Regions from separate parts of the Homo sapiens genome. Here region 1 is linked to region 2. The links are chromatin loops, found by intact Hi-C in ENCODE. Cell type or tissue: heart right ventricle. All regions are shown on one strand.

Region 1 (8,000 bases), 55 kb after region 2:
TTGCCGGCCCTGGCCTGGAAGCCCAGGGCGCCCAGAGGTGGTGTGAAAAGCGGATCAGGGCCAGGCGCGGGGGCTCTCGCCTGTAATCCCGCACTTTGGGAGGCCGAGGCAGGTGGACTGCTTGAGCCCAGCCTGGGCAACAAGGCAAAACTCTGTCTCTACAAAAATAACAAAAATTAGCTGGGCATGGTGATGTGTATCTGTAATTCCAGCTACTTGGGAGGCAGAGGCAGAAGAATCGCTTGAACCTGGGAGGTGGAGGTTGCAGTGAGCCGAGATTGTGCCACCGCACTCCAGCCTGGGTGACACAGCCAGACCCAAGACCAGATCAACAGCTTGGTTCCTCATTTATATCTGGCTCTAGAAATCAAAGTGGAAGGAAAGTCTTTCCATTAAGAAGATAAGTGGTCCTGCTAGTGAAGTTTCTTGAGCTGGGGGGTAGGGGGGAAGCTAAGAAAAGAAAAGAATATAGAAAAGAAGGTGAGTGAAGCAAGAGAATTTTGGGCTTCCTCTTTTGCCAAAGGGGCCTGGACTGGCCATGCGCTGATGAAGAAAACCAGACCTGCCTTTGACAGAGGCCTAGACTGGCCTGAACACGCCTGGGGCAGGAGTGCCTGGCCCAAGGGATAACTTTCCCAGCTTGGAGTGGGCCCTCCCGAACCCAAGCATGTGGCCTAAGGGAGTGAAGGTGGCCGATGAGGAGGACCGAAGTACTGGTCACCTGTGATTTCCTCCTTAGTGAAGGCTGTTATGAACACACCCTATTCTAACTGCTGCTGAGTCCAGAGGCCTGGCCGCCAGCCCCCACCCTTCCTCTCAGGAGGCAGTGGAGCCCCATGGACGCGAGTGAGTGCCTCTGTGGCGAGCTGGCCTGTGGGTGCTCCCACCTTACCAGAGCCTGGGGTTGCCCAGCTTCGGACTCCAGCACCCCGTTGTGCTCCACCAAGTTTGACATCACTCTCATTTTCTTCCTCTTTTTCAAACTTGCTGTTTTCTGGCTGGGCAGGCCACAGAGCTCCAGGCTGCCGGGCCCTGCCTTCTTTTTCTGCAGCCTCCTGCGCTGGGGCAGCGTGGTGTGGCTGTTCGCCCCCTCTGCGGGGCCTGTGGGAGGGCCTTCCTGCTGCAATGGAGGCCAGGCCGGCGTGGACAGGCCACTGCCATTGACGGGCACAACTCCAAGTTTCCGCTTCCTTTTTAGGAGTTGGGCTCCACCTGTCGGGGACCCTCTAGGTCCCTGAGGATGACTGCCACTCGGGCCACTCTGAGACATGTCCTCTGGGGGCAACACTGCTGATTCCAACATTTCCCTGTGGGCCCTCGGGCTCTTCTTCCGTGGCCGTTTCCTTTTATTGTGCATGGGGACGGCTGGAGGATGCTCGGAGCCACTCTCCTCCCCAGTGCTGGACGTGGCCTCTGCACCTGGCTCGGCCACACGTGCCTTCAGGGCTTTCAGCCCAGAGGCCTCGGGCTCCCTGCCCCGGTTCTGTTCCAGGGATGGGGCTGCACCCCCTGGGCCTGGATTTTCAGGCTGCAGGTGGTGCTTCTTCTTCTTCTTCCTTCTTCTCTTTTGAAGACTGCTTTCACTGTCCTCTTCCTCTACACAAAAGACTCTGCTTCCTAAAAAGACAGAAACCCATCAACAAGCACCCAGTGCCAGCTGGGCCAGAGTCCTGCTGGCGATTCTCAGACAGTATGACTGGCGGACGCAATTTCCTGACATTCTACCACGAGGAAAGTTCCTGTCTCCCTTGAGGTACTTGGTGCGCCCACTACCTTTGTCGTCTGGTCCCACTTCCTCCATCCCCAACTGTGACTGGAAGCCTTCCTTCTGTCCGTTTATAAACACATATGGAACTGAAATAGTCCCATTTCCACTAATTTTAGGGCTCAAGGGTAAAAACCATAGATCTCGAGTGGTCATCAAACAGCCGCCCCCCAGTGCTCCCTGCAGCTCCTGCTTCCCTGCAGAGGTGCCCTGGAGAGCAGGCGGACGTGAGCGGGGTGAGGTGGGGACGCGGCTCCACCAAAAACAGCACAACACTTGGAAAACCGCCTTTACCTCTCAGCCATTAAAGACTGAAGCTTTGGGCTCTGCTAATGCTTTATGACGGCACGAGCTCAAGTCTCCGAGGCCTCCATGGTGCATGCCGCTCCCCAAGGGCTGAGTCGTGCCCTTCTTTTTAGCTTTACAGCTTACCTTTCTCCTTTTCCAAGTTAGTTTTCTCTAAAAGTTTATTTCCTTTCTTCTTATGCTTTCCTTGACTGAGGATTTGGTCATCTTCATCAGCAGAAATGTCCTCCGCAAAACTGAGTTGAGATATACTGCTTCCTAGATGCCAGAGTGACACACTGTTAGCTTCCCCAGGCGCTCAAGACTCTGCCCCAGGGGCCTAAGAGCAGCACCCCTCCCAATTTCTGCCTCATCATCATCGTTCCTCACCGTTTCTCCCACCCAAACCTGAGCGCTGCTGACACAGGAATTACAGACTTAAAAAAGCTTTGTGGATTTCTCAACCAAGGCAAGGCAAGGGATCACAAGCCCTCGGTGACACCCTCCATGGCTGGACCCCGGACGCTTGGCTAATGCAGTCTCTGCATTCCAACCAGCTTGCTGGTGCCTTTCCCAATTCCAAGTGTCCCTAGTGAATGACGGGTATGGGGTAACTTCACTGACTTGTCCAAATGTAACAAAGCTTACAGCATCAGCCTTTCCCGGGGGGACCATTGACCATAAGAGCAAATGAAAGGGATCCTGAGAAATTACATTTTTTACCTTCATAGAGTATCCAATTAAAACCTTCCTAGGCCATTGAAAATCCATCTAGTTAAAATAATAAAAACCAAACCAAAACATCGCAGTACCCACACATGAGAGCAGTCTGCCCTCTTGCTTTGGTGGTTAGGGAGAGCCCAGGATAGGAAGGTGGGCAGGCTGCAGGGAGCCCTAGGCTTGCATCACTTCCCACGCTGTACTGCGGTATGACTAGGTAAGGGCTGGTCTGTCTTTCTTAAAAGTTGGGGTCTTGTTGTGTCACCCAGGCTGGAGTGCAGTGGTGTGATTACAACTTACTGCATCCTGGACCTCCTGGGCTCAAGCGATCCTCCCCTCTTAGACTCCCAAGTGACTGGGACTACAGGATCACGCCACCACGCCTGGCTAATTTTTTCATTTTTAGTAGAGATGTGGCCTTGCTATTTTGCCTGGGCTAGGGACTATTATTTCTTATCAGAGGTTTTCAGTAAAGTTCTTTCAATCTTGTTTCTCAGCGTTTGGCATCAACGCCCCCAGTGGGGTCCATATTCACGAAAAACACCATGAATGATGATTCTTGGCGCGCCTCACCTTCAGAAAGGTCTTGGAATCTAAAAATAAAAAAATAAAAAATAAAAAATAAAAAAATAACAAATGTTCATAAAGAAATCCCTTCTGTCTTCTGTAGACATATGTATTTGATTTTTAAAATACAAGCCATAGTTAAATAGTTGTTAATTCACGTTCTCCTCCAGGAGGGGAGGCTAGACAGGAAATTCTGTGAGGGAAGGGTGGTGCAATACAAAAGCCAAAAAGCTCAAGGCCAGTGCCGCCCTCGGTTACCATCAATACCAGCAAGGACACGGCGGGCCAAAGATGCATCTTGGCACACCCAAATCAAACTAAGAAATTCAATTTTTGTTTCTGAAGGCAGAAATAGCTTAGATCTCTCTCATATTCAATTCTCCAGTGGAGAAAGGCGAAGCCATGTTTTGCTTCACACAATTTTTGTGCATTAGAACAAACAAGACGCATCGAAGCGCAGTGTGGGGAGGTGCATGGGGGAGGAGACACTGGATGGCAGGGACCTCAGGCAAGCTAGGACCATCCTGTGCCCTAAGAACCAGCTGGGAAATGGGCAAAACTACAGGAGCTACTTTCTGGGGGCTTAACATGGAATACTTGAATGTATACAAAGTGCTCAGAGCAGTGCCCGGCTCCTAGAGTGTGATCAGACAGTTGTTGTCACCAATGACAGCAAGCCACACGAGGCCCTCCATGAATTCCAGGTCATCATGTCACTATGGTCAGAGTGACATCAACACTGACAGCTGAATTAACTAACACTTTTGGCATAGCCATATGGGAGGGAGGGGAGAGGTAAAGAATTAACCCTATCTATCTCAGCAGCACACCAGCAGAAGACACCTAAATAGCAGATTCACATCAGTTTCTGGTTGGTTCATTTTAGACATGAATAGACTTCACATCATTCTAAAGCAGCTAAGAGATGAGTATGGCTGCACTGGAAGAATGGAACCTGAGGGGTGGGACTGCTGTTTCCATTAAGCTTTTCAGTTTACATGTGTCTATTACATTGCTATACACAAAAGCATTAAAGGACAAAAAAAGAAGAAAGAAAAAAGATAAGCATGCAGATGGCTTGTCCCACACCAGGAGATGAGAACTAAAGGAATGATGATGTCAGAACCCTCTCCCCAGTTACTGACTTCTTGATGAGTTTGGAGAGGCGCTTCCTGTTGAAGTGGGGCGTGTTCTTCCTGCTGGTCATTTCCAGGAGTCGATCAGCAACAGCCTTATAGTCAAACTAGGCAGGAAGAGAAACTAAACATAAGTCTGCAGCCAAACAACACTGCCTGACTTGGCCATTTACATCTGCTAGTAAGAGAAACCCTTACTGAAGCATTTGGCAACAGATAGGCTAAACAAGCTTGTGCTGGGACTTGGCAACCAGGAGCACAAGCACTACCTTTGAAAAATGCATGTTCAGGCCGGGCGCGGTGGCTCATGCCTGTAATCCCAGCACTTTGGGAGGCTGAGGCGGGTGGATCACAAGGTCAGGACATCGAGACCATCCTGGCTAACACGGCAAAACCCCGTCTCTACTAAAAATACAAAATATTAGCCGGGCGTGATGGCGGGCGCCTGTAGTCCCAGCTACTCGGGAGGCTGAGGCAGGAGAATGGCGTGAACTCAGGAGGCAGAGCTTGCAGTGAGCCGAGATCGAGCCACCGCACTCCAGCCTGGGAGACAGAGTGCGACTCTGTCTCAAAAAAAAAAAAAATTATTCTTGGGAAAAGCTGGGTAAGCAATTCTTAAAAAAAAAAAATTGTGATAGAGTACCCACAACAAAATTTACCTGGGTGTGCTTTTTTTTTTTTTTTTTTGAGCCAGAGTCTGTCACCCAGGCTGGAGTGCAGTGGCATGATCTCAGTTCACTGCAACCTCCACCTCCCGGGTTCAAATGATTTTCCTGCCTCAGCCTCCCGAGTAGCTGGGATTACAGGCGTGCGCCACGGTGTCGGGCTAATTTTTGTATTTTTAGTAGAGACGGGTTTCACTGTGTTGGCCAGGCTGGTCTCGAACTCTTGACCTCAGGTGATCTGCCCGCCTGGGCCTCCCAAAGTGCTGGGATTACAGGCGTGAGCTTGTAATTAAATTTTAAATTTAATCTAGATTTGCAATCTGTACTTGGCAAACTTTTTTTTATTTGAAAAGTGCCACTAGAGCTGGCTCTGTGGTAGAGAACAGAGGAGAGCTTAGCCATTCAAAATAAGTGCTACTATCTCTTTCAAAACTCCATCATATTTACATTTCCTTGTCTCCAATAAGGTTATTCTTCAGAAGGTGACATTTAGTGACTGAAGGGATTAAAAAGGAGTTTACGCTTCAGGCCTTATAGCTTAACTAGCTGTGACCCTAATTCTCTAGTCAGGCTACTCCACAGCAAATCTATATTCTATAAAAAGCAACAACTGCTACCCACCTGGAGAAGGGGCCCTGTGTCCTCAAAGGTTCCACAGTCATCTCTTCCTCTTTCATCACTGAGTCCATCTTTTCTGGAATGGTTTTTGCCCAGTGCTGTCAAAATATACCCAAAGACCAAATTATTGACATATCAAATACACAGAAGTGACTACTTCCACAGGAGCCACTGTCTAATTAGGTGTCTCTTAGCAAAAAAGAAGGTTGGGCACGGTGGCTCACGCCTGTAATTCTAGCACTTTGGGAGGCTGAGGTGGGTGGATCACTTGAGGCCAGGAATTCTAGATCAGCCTGGGCAACATGGCGAAACCCCGTCTCCACTAAAAATACAAAAATTAGCTGGGCGTGGTTGCGGGTGCCTGTAATCCCAGCTACTTGGGAGGCTGAGGCATGAGAATCGCTTGAACCCAGGAGGCAGAGGTTGCAGTGAGCCAAGATCATGCCACTGCACTCCAGCCCGGGCGACAACGAGACTCCGTCTCAAAAAAAGAAAAAATGAAAGAAAATTTATTTAAGGAGAAAAACTCTGCAAAGCCATTTATAATTTCCCAGGACATTTTGATTGTTCAGGCTATGGGAATGAAGGTAAGTCTGGGAAAAAGCACATGTTTTGCCTTTTGTACCCATAAAACCCCAATTCCCTGCTGCCTTCGATGATTTCCTCCCCCACACGTGGTCCCGTTAGGACGAAGGCTGCGGTGCATGGGAAGCTCCTGTCCAGGGACGCAGGCAAGCGGATGGGACACGGCATCGCCCTGGACCACCAGGGGTAGGAGCATGGACGCAGGAATCCGGCCCTAGTCTCAGGTCAGTTTAGGACCTTGGTGAGAACCTGTCACAGCAGTACAGTCACTTTTCACGAGCATGCTTCAGGAAGCACAAGTCAATATTAATGCAACTTTTAGCACTTAAAAAATTCAGAGTGTTACAGCCTATGAAGAAGCAGATTAAACAGACTCAGGAGAACTCAAAATTATTTTAAACGTGTACTGTTTCTGGAACCCTCTAAGCTTATTAGTGGTGCGACATCAGGGCAAGGCCTGGGGAGGATGGGGCAGGCGCAGCACACGTTTCATGAACGCAACTGGGAGGGAACGTCCGGAACTGCACTTGGAAGAGAGTCTGTGTCCAGGTTAGGCGACAGAAATGTGGGGAGCGGAGGGACCCAGAGACTACTCCCATGACCACATAAAATTTGCTCCAGGTCCTTAGTCAACTCTGTTATCTACACCAAATTTAAAATCAGACTATTTCTTTTTTTCGTTTTGTTTTAGAGATGGGGGTCTCATTATGTTGCCCAAGCTGGTCTCAAACTCCTGGGCTCAAGTGATCTTCCCATCTTGGCCTTCCAAAGTACTAGGATTATAGGCATGAGTCTCCACACCTAGACTAGACTATTTCTTTTATTCTTTCTTTTTTGAGACAGGGTCGCTGGTAGCTCTGTTGCCCAGGACGCAGTGCAGTGACACGATCATGATTCACGGCAGCCTCACCCTCCCAGGTTCAACTGATTCTCCCAGCTCAGCCTCCTGAGTAGCTGAGACCACAGGCATGTGCCATCACGCTTGGCTAATTTTAAAATTTTTGTAAAGTCAAGGTCTTGTTATGTTGCCCAAGCTGGTCTCCAACTCCTAGGCTCAAGTGATCCTCCCACCTCAGGCTCCCAAAGTGATGGGATTACAGGTGTGAGCCACCGTGCCTGGCCAGAGTATTTTTTCTTTCTTTTAAAGATTCTTGGCCGGGCATGGTGGCTCACGCCTGTCTGTAATTCCAAGACTTTGGGAGGCCCAGGCGGGCGGATCAACTGAGGTCGGGAGTTCGAGACCAGCCTGACCAAAAGATAGATACAAATTTTGCTAAGCATGGTGGTGCATGCCTGTAATCCCAGCTACTTGGGAGGCTGAGGCAGGAGAATTGCTTGAACCCGGGAGGCAGAGGTTGCAGTGAGCTGAGATTGCGCCATTGCACTCCAGCCTGGGCGACAAGAGCGAAACTCCATCTCAAAAAAAAAAAAAAATTACTTCCCGTCCACCAGGTCTAAAAATTAAAAAGAAAAAAAAGGTTCTTGATTCTATCTATCTATCTATCTATCTATCTATCTATCTATCTATCTGTTTATTTATTTATTTTTTGAGACAGTGTTTTGCTTGGTTGCCCAGGCTGGAGTGCAGTGGCACGATCTTGGCTCACTTCAGCCTCCACCTCCTGGGTTCAAGTGATTCTCTCCCACCTCAGCCTCCCA
Region 2 (8,000 bases):
CCGATCAAGGCAGATGCCCCAAAGACTTGGCCACTCCCTAGCGGGCCCAGCCTGGGTGTGACCCTCCCTCCCCCCACTCCCTAGCCTGGCCCTGCCTGGGTATGACCCTGCCCTCCCCCACTCCCTAGCCTGGCCCTGCCTGGGTGTGGCCCCTTGCCCCTTCCGCCTTTAGGGTGAGTGTAGTCACACAACAGTGCTGCCTGGGCCCCAGGCATTCACACAGCAGCCCCACTATACGAGCACACTGACACCCCTTCCTGTCTCACACCAGCCACACAAGACACCAGGGTCACCTGCAAACGCTTCTAGCCCAGCGGACTTCAGCAGGCCAACATCTTCAGAGGCCCAGCAGACACAATTCACTGGCCCGGAGAGGCGGGGCACGGAGGCGTGCAGAGGAGGAAGGAGGCTAAGACGTCCCTTCCCGGGCTCCCAGGCCAGCCCCACCCGTGTGGGGCCACACAGCCAGACCCGAGGGTGGGCCCCTGCCTACCGTACACCAGCCTGGGGTTCTGCTGCTTCAGCTCCTGCACAATGTCCACCACCATGGCCAGGAACGACTTGTCCCTCGTATAACCTTTAGGGGGAGAATCCAGGTCACCCTCAGAAAACAGGAGACTCACCACGATCAACTGTGGCACAAAGAAAGAGAAGCACCAGCAGACCCTGCAGAGGGGTGGCTGGGGAGGGAGGTGGGTGCAGGCGAGGTGTCCCCACAGTGCTCAGGGGCAGGGGGGAGGGAGGTGGGTGCAGGCGAGGTGTCCCCACAGTGCTCAGGGGCTGGGGGGAGGGAGGTGGGTGCAAGTGAGGTGTCCCCACAGTGCTCGGGGGCTGGGGGGAGGGAGGTGGGTGCAGGCGAGGTGTCCCCACAGTGCTGGGGGCGGGGGAGAGGGAGGTGGGTGCAGGCGGGGTGTCCCCACAGTGCTCGGGAGCTGGGGGGAAGGAGGTGGGTGCAGGCGAGGTGTCCCCACAGTGCTCGGGAGCTGGGGGGAAGGAGGTGGGTGCAGGCGAGGTGTCCCCACAGTGCTCGGGAGCTGGGGGGAGGGAGGTGGGTGCAGGCGAGGTGTCCCCACAGTGCTGGGGGCGGGGGGAGGGAGGTGGATGCAGGCGAGGTGTCCCCATAGTGCTCAGGAGCTGGGGGGAGGGAGGTGGGTGCAGGCGAGGTGTCCCCATAGTGCTCAGAGCGGGGGGAGGGAGGTGGGTGCAGGTGAGGTGTCCCCACAGTGCTCAGGAGCTGGGGGGAGGGAGGTGGGTGCAAACGAGGTGTCCTCACAGTTGAAAGACACGGAGGGCAGACCCGGCAGCATTTCTCAACAGAAACGCTGTGCTTCACAGGAATGAACCCACGGGCGAGAGGTGAAGGAGTGATCTTTCCTTTATTTATATTTCTACTTTCAGTAATAAGCATATGACACTTTAATCTTATTTATTTTGAGACAGGGTCTCATTCTGTCCCCTAGTCCAGAGTGCAGTGGTTCAACCATAGCTCACTGCAGCCTTGAACTCCCAGGCTCAAGCCATCCTCCCACCTGAGCTTCCCGAGTAGCTGGGACTGTGCCCAGCTAATTAATTTTTAAAAATTTTTTTGTAGAGACAAGGTCTCACTATGCCGCTCAGGCTGGTTTTGAACTCCTGGTCTCAAGCGAGCCTCCCTCCTAGTCTTCCCAAAGTGCTGGGATTACAGGTTCGAGCCCCTGTGCCTGGCCTTATATGTGACCTTTAGACATGTAGAGAGGCTGGGCGCAGTGGCTCACGCCTGTAATTCTAACACTTTGGGAGGCTAAGTGTTTCCCCTAACCATTTAAAAGTGTAGAAACCAGGCTGGCTGCAGTGGCTCACGCCTGTAATCCCAGCACTTTGGGAGGCTAGGGTGGGTGGCTGGCTTGAGCCTAGGAGTTCAAGACCAGCCTGGGCAACATGGCAAAACCCTGTCTCCACACACACCCACAAAAAGTTAGCTGGGCATGGTGGTGCACGCCTTTACTCCCAGCTACTTGGGATGTTGAGGCAGGAGGATCACCTGAGCCTGGGAGGTTGAGGCTGCAGTGAGCTATGATTGTGCCATTGCACTACAGCCTGGGCCACAGAGTGAGACCCTGTCTCAAAAATAATAATAATAATAAACATGTATACAAATACAATTTTTTTTTAACCAGAAAGTTGACAAAGGATGGCAGTGTACCAGGTAGCAGCCCGTCACCTAATTGAGTGTCCCACCCACCTGTCCTGCCCCGGTCAGCGTTCCCAACACCCTGCCTGCACCCTCCCCTGGGCACTGGAACCCCAGTGTGGTCACAGGAGTGGGGGTGACTTGGCACAGCCTGGGCAGTCATTGTCCCGGCAGGCATAGTGTGGCCAGGACCCCCCAGGCTACCGGGGGTGTGATGGTGGCTTGGGCACGCCAAGGCCCTCCTTGAAGGGGCAGGGACCCGAGACAGGCCCAGGGCGGGGGTGCTCTGGACCTCCCTGAGCCCACCCTGGCTGGAGTGGGGTGCGTAGTCCCCTGCGGCAGCTTGCTCCGGCACCTACCTGTGAGCACGTAGTCATATTTATTCATGTTGTTCAGCCTCAGGCCTTCGTACAACTCCTGGAGCTCATCTGAATTCAGCACTTGGCCCTTCCAGTGGGCATAGCCTAGAGGCAGAGGAAGCCATGGGGGCTCAGACACAAGGGGGCCAGCTGGGGCCGTGGGCTTCCCTTGACACCCGCCCACTCTCCCTGAGGCTGCCTGGTGGACGGCTCCTCCCCATGGACTGGCTCAAACCCGAAGGAGATCACTAGGCGCAGTGCTTGGCAGGTCCCAACGGCTGCCCACATGGGACGCCTCGAGCCCCCCGCGAGCCCCCCGCGAGCCCCCCCGCGAGCCCCCCGCGAGCCCCCCCGCGAGCCCCCCCGCGAGCCCCCCCGCGAGCCCCCCGCCAGCCCCCCGCCAGCCCCCCGCGAGCCCCCCCGCGAGCCCCCCCGCGAGCCCCCCGCGAGCCCCCCCGCGAGCCCCCCGCGAGCCCCCCCGCGAGCCCCCCCGCGAGCCCCCCCGCGAGCCCCCCGCGAGCCCCCCGCGAGCCCCCCCGCGAGCCCCCCGCGAGCCCCCCGCGAGCCCCCCCGCGAGCCCCCCCGCGAGCCCCCCGCGAGCCCCCCCGCGAGCCCCCCGCCCCTGCACTGTCAGGGATGGTTACTACGACCTCCGTGGCCCCCACACTCCCACTGCCAGTTCCTGCGGGAGCTGCGTCCCAGGTACAGGAGGAGCGTGGGGAGAGACACACCAGCTCACGGCTGCGTTGCTCCCCCATTGCTGTCCGGAAGGCCCCTGGCTACTCCCTCCGCACAACGTCACAGTCTCTTGTTTCCCAGCGTCTCCTGCATTAGTCCCCAGCTATTCAGGCCGGGGTGCTCGGCCACCGGCCACTGTCACCCGGATACCCTGGCAGGTAGGGCTTGTTATGTCCCCACCCCCAACTCCTCCCCAACAAGCTTATTAAGGTGCAATTAGAGCCTGTCTTAGATCAACTCCTGAGCAAGAGATAGATGTGAATGAGAAAGAGGCCTCAGCCCAGGTGTATACAACCTGCCCTTGGCCCGATGGGTAGCCAGGGTGAAGTGTCCGTCCCAGGCAGACAGGCATATCAATGTGTGAGGACAGACGCGTCGGCTTCCTGCAGGCGGGACCACCAGCCTCCTGGGAGCCCTTCCTGCACTGCGGAACCTGACCACAGCTCCAGCTCAAAGCACTGCTCAGGGGGCAGCCATCCACACAGGGTGGGGGTCCACCATGGATACCCCACATTCGCCCATGAGAAACGCCTCACATCGAGGGGCTCCCGGCCTCCTCCCACATGAATCACCCCTCTAATGCATGCCTTTTTCAGCAAATAAGGAAAACTGATGTATGGGTTCCTAGAATAGCAAAGTACAAGTATCACGCACTTGTGGGTCACGGCCGGCTCTGCGCCCACGCGCCATGCCCTGTGGCTAAGATCCCCTGAATTCCCACACCAGAGGAGGGCTCCATGGCTCCTGCCCCTGAGGGCCCTCCTGCGTACCAGTCGCTGGCTCCCGCTGGAAGGGACGCCTTTGGCTTTCCCCAGCAGCCGTCGCACGGGAGGACGTGTGGCGCAAAGGTCCTGAGACTGCCATCAGGAGCCACGCTCCAGGCACAGTGCGGCATCTGGGGGGTGCACCTGGGGGCGCCTGCCCTGTACTCTGCCCGGGACACCAGAGTGTACGCACTGAGGGGTGGGTCTGCCAGAGACCAAGCCCCTGATGGACTCTGGGTTAACAGTCACTGGGGTCAGGAGGGGCAGGTGGTATCCACTGCGGGCGAGGTCAGTGCCTCACACAGCAGCCTGCCCCTCCGGTGGAGGGTGTGTCCTGAGGAGGCTTCTGCCAGGCTGGGGCGGGGTTTGGGGTAAGGGGTAGGAGGAGGGAGGTGAGCAATGGTCCCTCCTGGTCCTTTCTGCCCTCGGATTTTGATATCTTTCCAGGCAGGGTGGGACTCACCACTGCTGCACATGTGCTCCTTTCCTGGGGAGGTGACATGGCCTGGCTGTGTCCCCACCCAAATCTCATCTTGAATTGCAGTTCCCATAATCCCTACATGTTGTGGGAGGGACCTGGCAGGAGGTCATTCAATCATGGGGGTGGTTCCCCCATCTTGTTCTCATGATAGTGACTGAGTTCTCACAAAAGCTGATGGTTTCAAGGGGCTTTTAAAACCCTGGGCCCCTCAGTCTGCACTTCTCCTTCCTGCCGCCAATGTGAAGGAGGTGTTTGTTTCCCCTTCTGCCATAACTGTAAGTTTCCTGAGGCCTCCCCAGCTCTGCTGAACTGTGAGTCCATTAAACCTTTTTCCTTTACAAATGACCCAGTCTCAGGTATGTCTTTATTAGTGTTGGGGACCAGCCTCAACACCACCCATGGTGTATCCAACGTCCGGTAGTGACAAAGGAATGAGAAGAGACAGGTTAAGAGTTCATAAAGGTGGGGCCGGGTGCGGTGGCTCACGCCTGTAATCCCAGCAGTTTGGGAGGCTCAGGCAGGCAGATCACCTGAGGTCGGGAGTTCGAGACCAGCCTGGCCAACGTGGCAAAACCTCATCTCTACTAAAAAATACAAAAATTAGCTGGGCGTGGTGTGTGAGGTCAGGAGATCGAGACCAACCTGGTGAACACTGTGAAACCCCGTCCCTACTAAAAATACAAAAAAATTAGCCGGGCGTGGTTGCGGGTGCCTGTAGTCCCAGCTACTTGGGAGGCTAAGGCAGGAGAATGGCATGAACCCAGGGGGTGGAGCTTGCAGTGAGTGGAGATCGCGCCACTGCACTCCAGCCTGGGCAACAGAGTGAGACTCCGTCTCCAAAAAAAAAAAAAAAGAAAAAGAAAAGAGTTCATAAAGGTAGGAGCCAGGGGGCCAGTGGCAAAATGGAGGCTGCAAAAGGCACTGAGCTCTGGTCTCCACGCTATTTATTGAGTACAGTCACTTAGATCTGAGAAGCAGATATTCAGGGCGAAACAGTGAAAGGGAGGCAGTGCGTCACAGGCGTAATCTACAGCAATAGCGGTTTCAATGAATCTCCTTTGTGCTCAAACAGCGTATCTTTAACTTATCGGACAGGAGCTGGTGGGAGCGGGCTTAACCAGGAGCTCGTGTGTCTGTCCACAGTCCAGTGCTTCGAAGGAATGTCTTTCTCCTTGAACACGGTGTTTACAGATAAGACAGCAGGTCTCGCCCTGAGCATGCGAACATGATGGCAATTAGGAGGCTTTCCTCCTCAGAGGCCTCTTGTGGCTTTCCACAACTTATTGTCCCATATTTTCATGGCCAGTTTATACAGGCATTCCACAAGCCCTTTTCCCAACAATTAGCAGTGTGAGAACGGACTAATACAGGGTGCCATCGGGAAGGACTGCAGCCAGGCGGCTCCAATTCTCCTACTGTCCTGGGCACGGGGGTCCAAGGTCCAGGTGTCACCAGGGCTGGTTCCTGAGGCCTCTGCCCTGGGCTTGCAGACGGCATTGCCTCCCTGTTTCCTCATGGGGCTGTCCCTCTGTGTGTGTCTGTGTCCTCATCTCTTCTTCTTACAAGGACACCAAGCAGCTTGGATCAGGGCCCACCCAGAGCCCTGATGGCCTCTTTTAACCTGCTGACCTCTGTAGGGGCTCCATCTCCAAACCCAGTCCCACACTGAGGTGCTGGGGTTAAGGCTGCAACATGAGAATTTGGGGGGACGTAATTCAGCCATAACAGCCATGAGGAAGGGGAGACGTCCAGCACTTGGCCGGGTCTCAGACACAGGCCCCAGGCCCCTCTGAGGCCCAGCTTCCTATCGAAACAGAGGGCATGGTCTTGCACCTCTTGGTGGCCTCCTGCCCACTGTGGGATGTGGGATGGGCCCAGAGCCCACAAGAACCTTCTCCAACAGGGGAGGGCGCTTGGATCTTGTGTCCAACTCATTCCATTTACAGATGAAAAAGCACAGGCAAACAAGCGGTTCCTCGGGCGGCCCAAGGAGCCTGGCACTCCTGTCAGATCCCAGCCGGCCAGGGAGTCTGGCCCGGCCTGGCCCCTCGCTGGTGTCCGTCGGCAGGCTCCTGGCCCGGCCTGGCCCCTCGCTGGTGTCCGTCGGCAGGCTCCTGGCCCTGGCCTTCTCCAGCCCCGCAGCTCCTTGTGTTCACACCAGCTGCCCCTTCCCTGCAGCAGGGACCACCAAGCCCAGCAGCAGGGCACCTGTCCCATCCCCTCTGGCTCTACACTCCGAAAGCCAGGACAGCGCAACCCGTCCACCCGCTGACCTCCAGCTCCGCAGGCTCCTTCCCAGTGCCCTCAGTCCGGGAAGCTCAGACAGGGAGCTCCAGGAAATCCTCTCAAAGGGGCCACTGGGAATACTGGCCACAAGGTGGAGGCTCTGCCAAGCCCAGCTCACGGTGTGGAAAAATGAACGCACCTTGTGGTACGGCCTCAAGGAACGGGGGCCTGGCCGGGGGAAGGGGCAGAAGTGCGAGCAGCAGCCTCGAGGCGGCGAGGCCTGCGCCAGGTGGGCTCTGCAGGCACTTGGGGGATCGGCTTTCCCACCCCCCAGCCTGAAGGGCGTCAGGGAACCAACAACGCAGCTTGTGTGGAACACCCGTGTCCCTGCCGGGAGTCTGGCTTTGTGGCCCATCCCAGGCAGAAGCTGCCCACGTGACCACCCCAGTAACAACCCTGGGCAGGAGGTGGGCGTGCTGGTGCACAACTATAGTCCCAGCCACTCGGGAGGTGGAGGCAGAAAGATTGCTTCAGCCCAGGAGGTCAAGGCTGCAGTGAGCTGGTTGCGCCACTTCACGCCAGCCTGGGCGACAGAGACCGACCTTGTCTCTAAAAAAGAAAAAAGAAAAGACTGGGCGTGGAGTCTCACACCTGTAATCCCAGCACTTTGGGAGGCTGAGGGGGCAGGATCGCTTGAGCCCAAGGAGTTCAAGACCACCTTGGGCAACATAGTGAGACTCCGTCTCTATGAAAAATAGCAAAATTAGCTCGGTGTGGTGGTGCACACCTGTAGACCCAGCCACTTAAGAGGGTGAGGTGGGAGGATCTCTTGAGCTCAGGAAGTCAAGGCTGCAGTGAGTCATGACCGCAGGACTGCACTCCAGCCTGAATGACAGAGGGAGACCTTGTCTCACAAAAAAAAAAAAAAAAAAACAGAAAAAGGAAAAGGAAAACCCTGGGCAGAGTCGCGAATGAGCTCCCTGGCAGCATCATCCCAGCTCCCTGCCAAATCAGGCGCAGCCTGTGCAACCCCACCTTCAACTCCTAGGTGCTCACTGGAGAACTGAGACAAACGTTCATGGCAGCATGACCCCAACAGCCAAAAAGTGGAAACGGCCCGAGTGTCCGCACGGCTGCTTGTGGCTGGGCTCACGTGGCCGGTCACACAGGGCGTGAGCTGGTCCTGGGCACGCACGATGGGCCACGCAGCAGGAGGAACATGACAACGTGGCCCCTGAGACAGCCCGGGGAGCGCAGCCCTG

What was found. Hi-C counts contacts between places; a loop is a spot of excess contacts. Peaks named below come from ENCODE experiments on the same cell type or tissue, not always from the same donor. Only the 100,000 strongest peaks of a DNase experiment are listed, where the experiment ranks them.
Region 1: a loop joins it to region 2, with 2.8 times the contacts of the local background. A loop is called at or near these places in 12 of 110 quality-filtered maps.

Annotation. Positions count from the first base shown.
Region 1 is chr21:43,681,133-43,689,132 of GRCh38, reverse strand. It overlaps RRP1B (ribosomal RNA processing 1B), which reads right to left. Exons shown (of 16, transcript NM_015056.3): 9 at 5,760-5,854; 10 at 4,483-4,580; 11 at 3,344-3,363; 12 at 2,198-2,329; 13 at 893-1,617. Among named protein-coding and RNA genes, the nearest start is that of RRP1B, 26 kb to the right of the region's middle. RefSeq lists a silencer at 888-1,017. In heart right ventricle, no CTCF peak of the experiment used is centred here; no DNase peak of the experiment used is centred here; H3K27ac peaks cover 1,813 bases.
Region 2 is chr21:43,736,301-43,744,300 of GRCh38, reverse strand. It overlaps PDXK (pyridoxal kinase), which reads right to left. Exons shown (of 11, transcript NM_003681.5): 3 at 2,530-2,634; 4 at 494-577. It overlaps LOC105372824 (a long non-coding RNA gene), which reads right to left and starts at 7,301. Exons shown (of 1, transcript XR_005647074.1): 1 at 6,204-7,301. RefSeq lists enhancers at 3,201-3,939, 3,940-4,678, 6,610-7,109. In heart right ventricle, no CTCF peak of the experiment used is centred here; a DNase peak (open chromatin) is centred at 3,318; H3K27ac peaks cover 603 bases.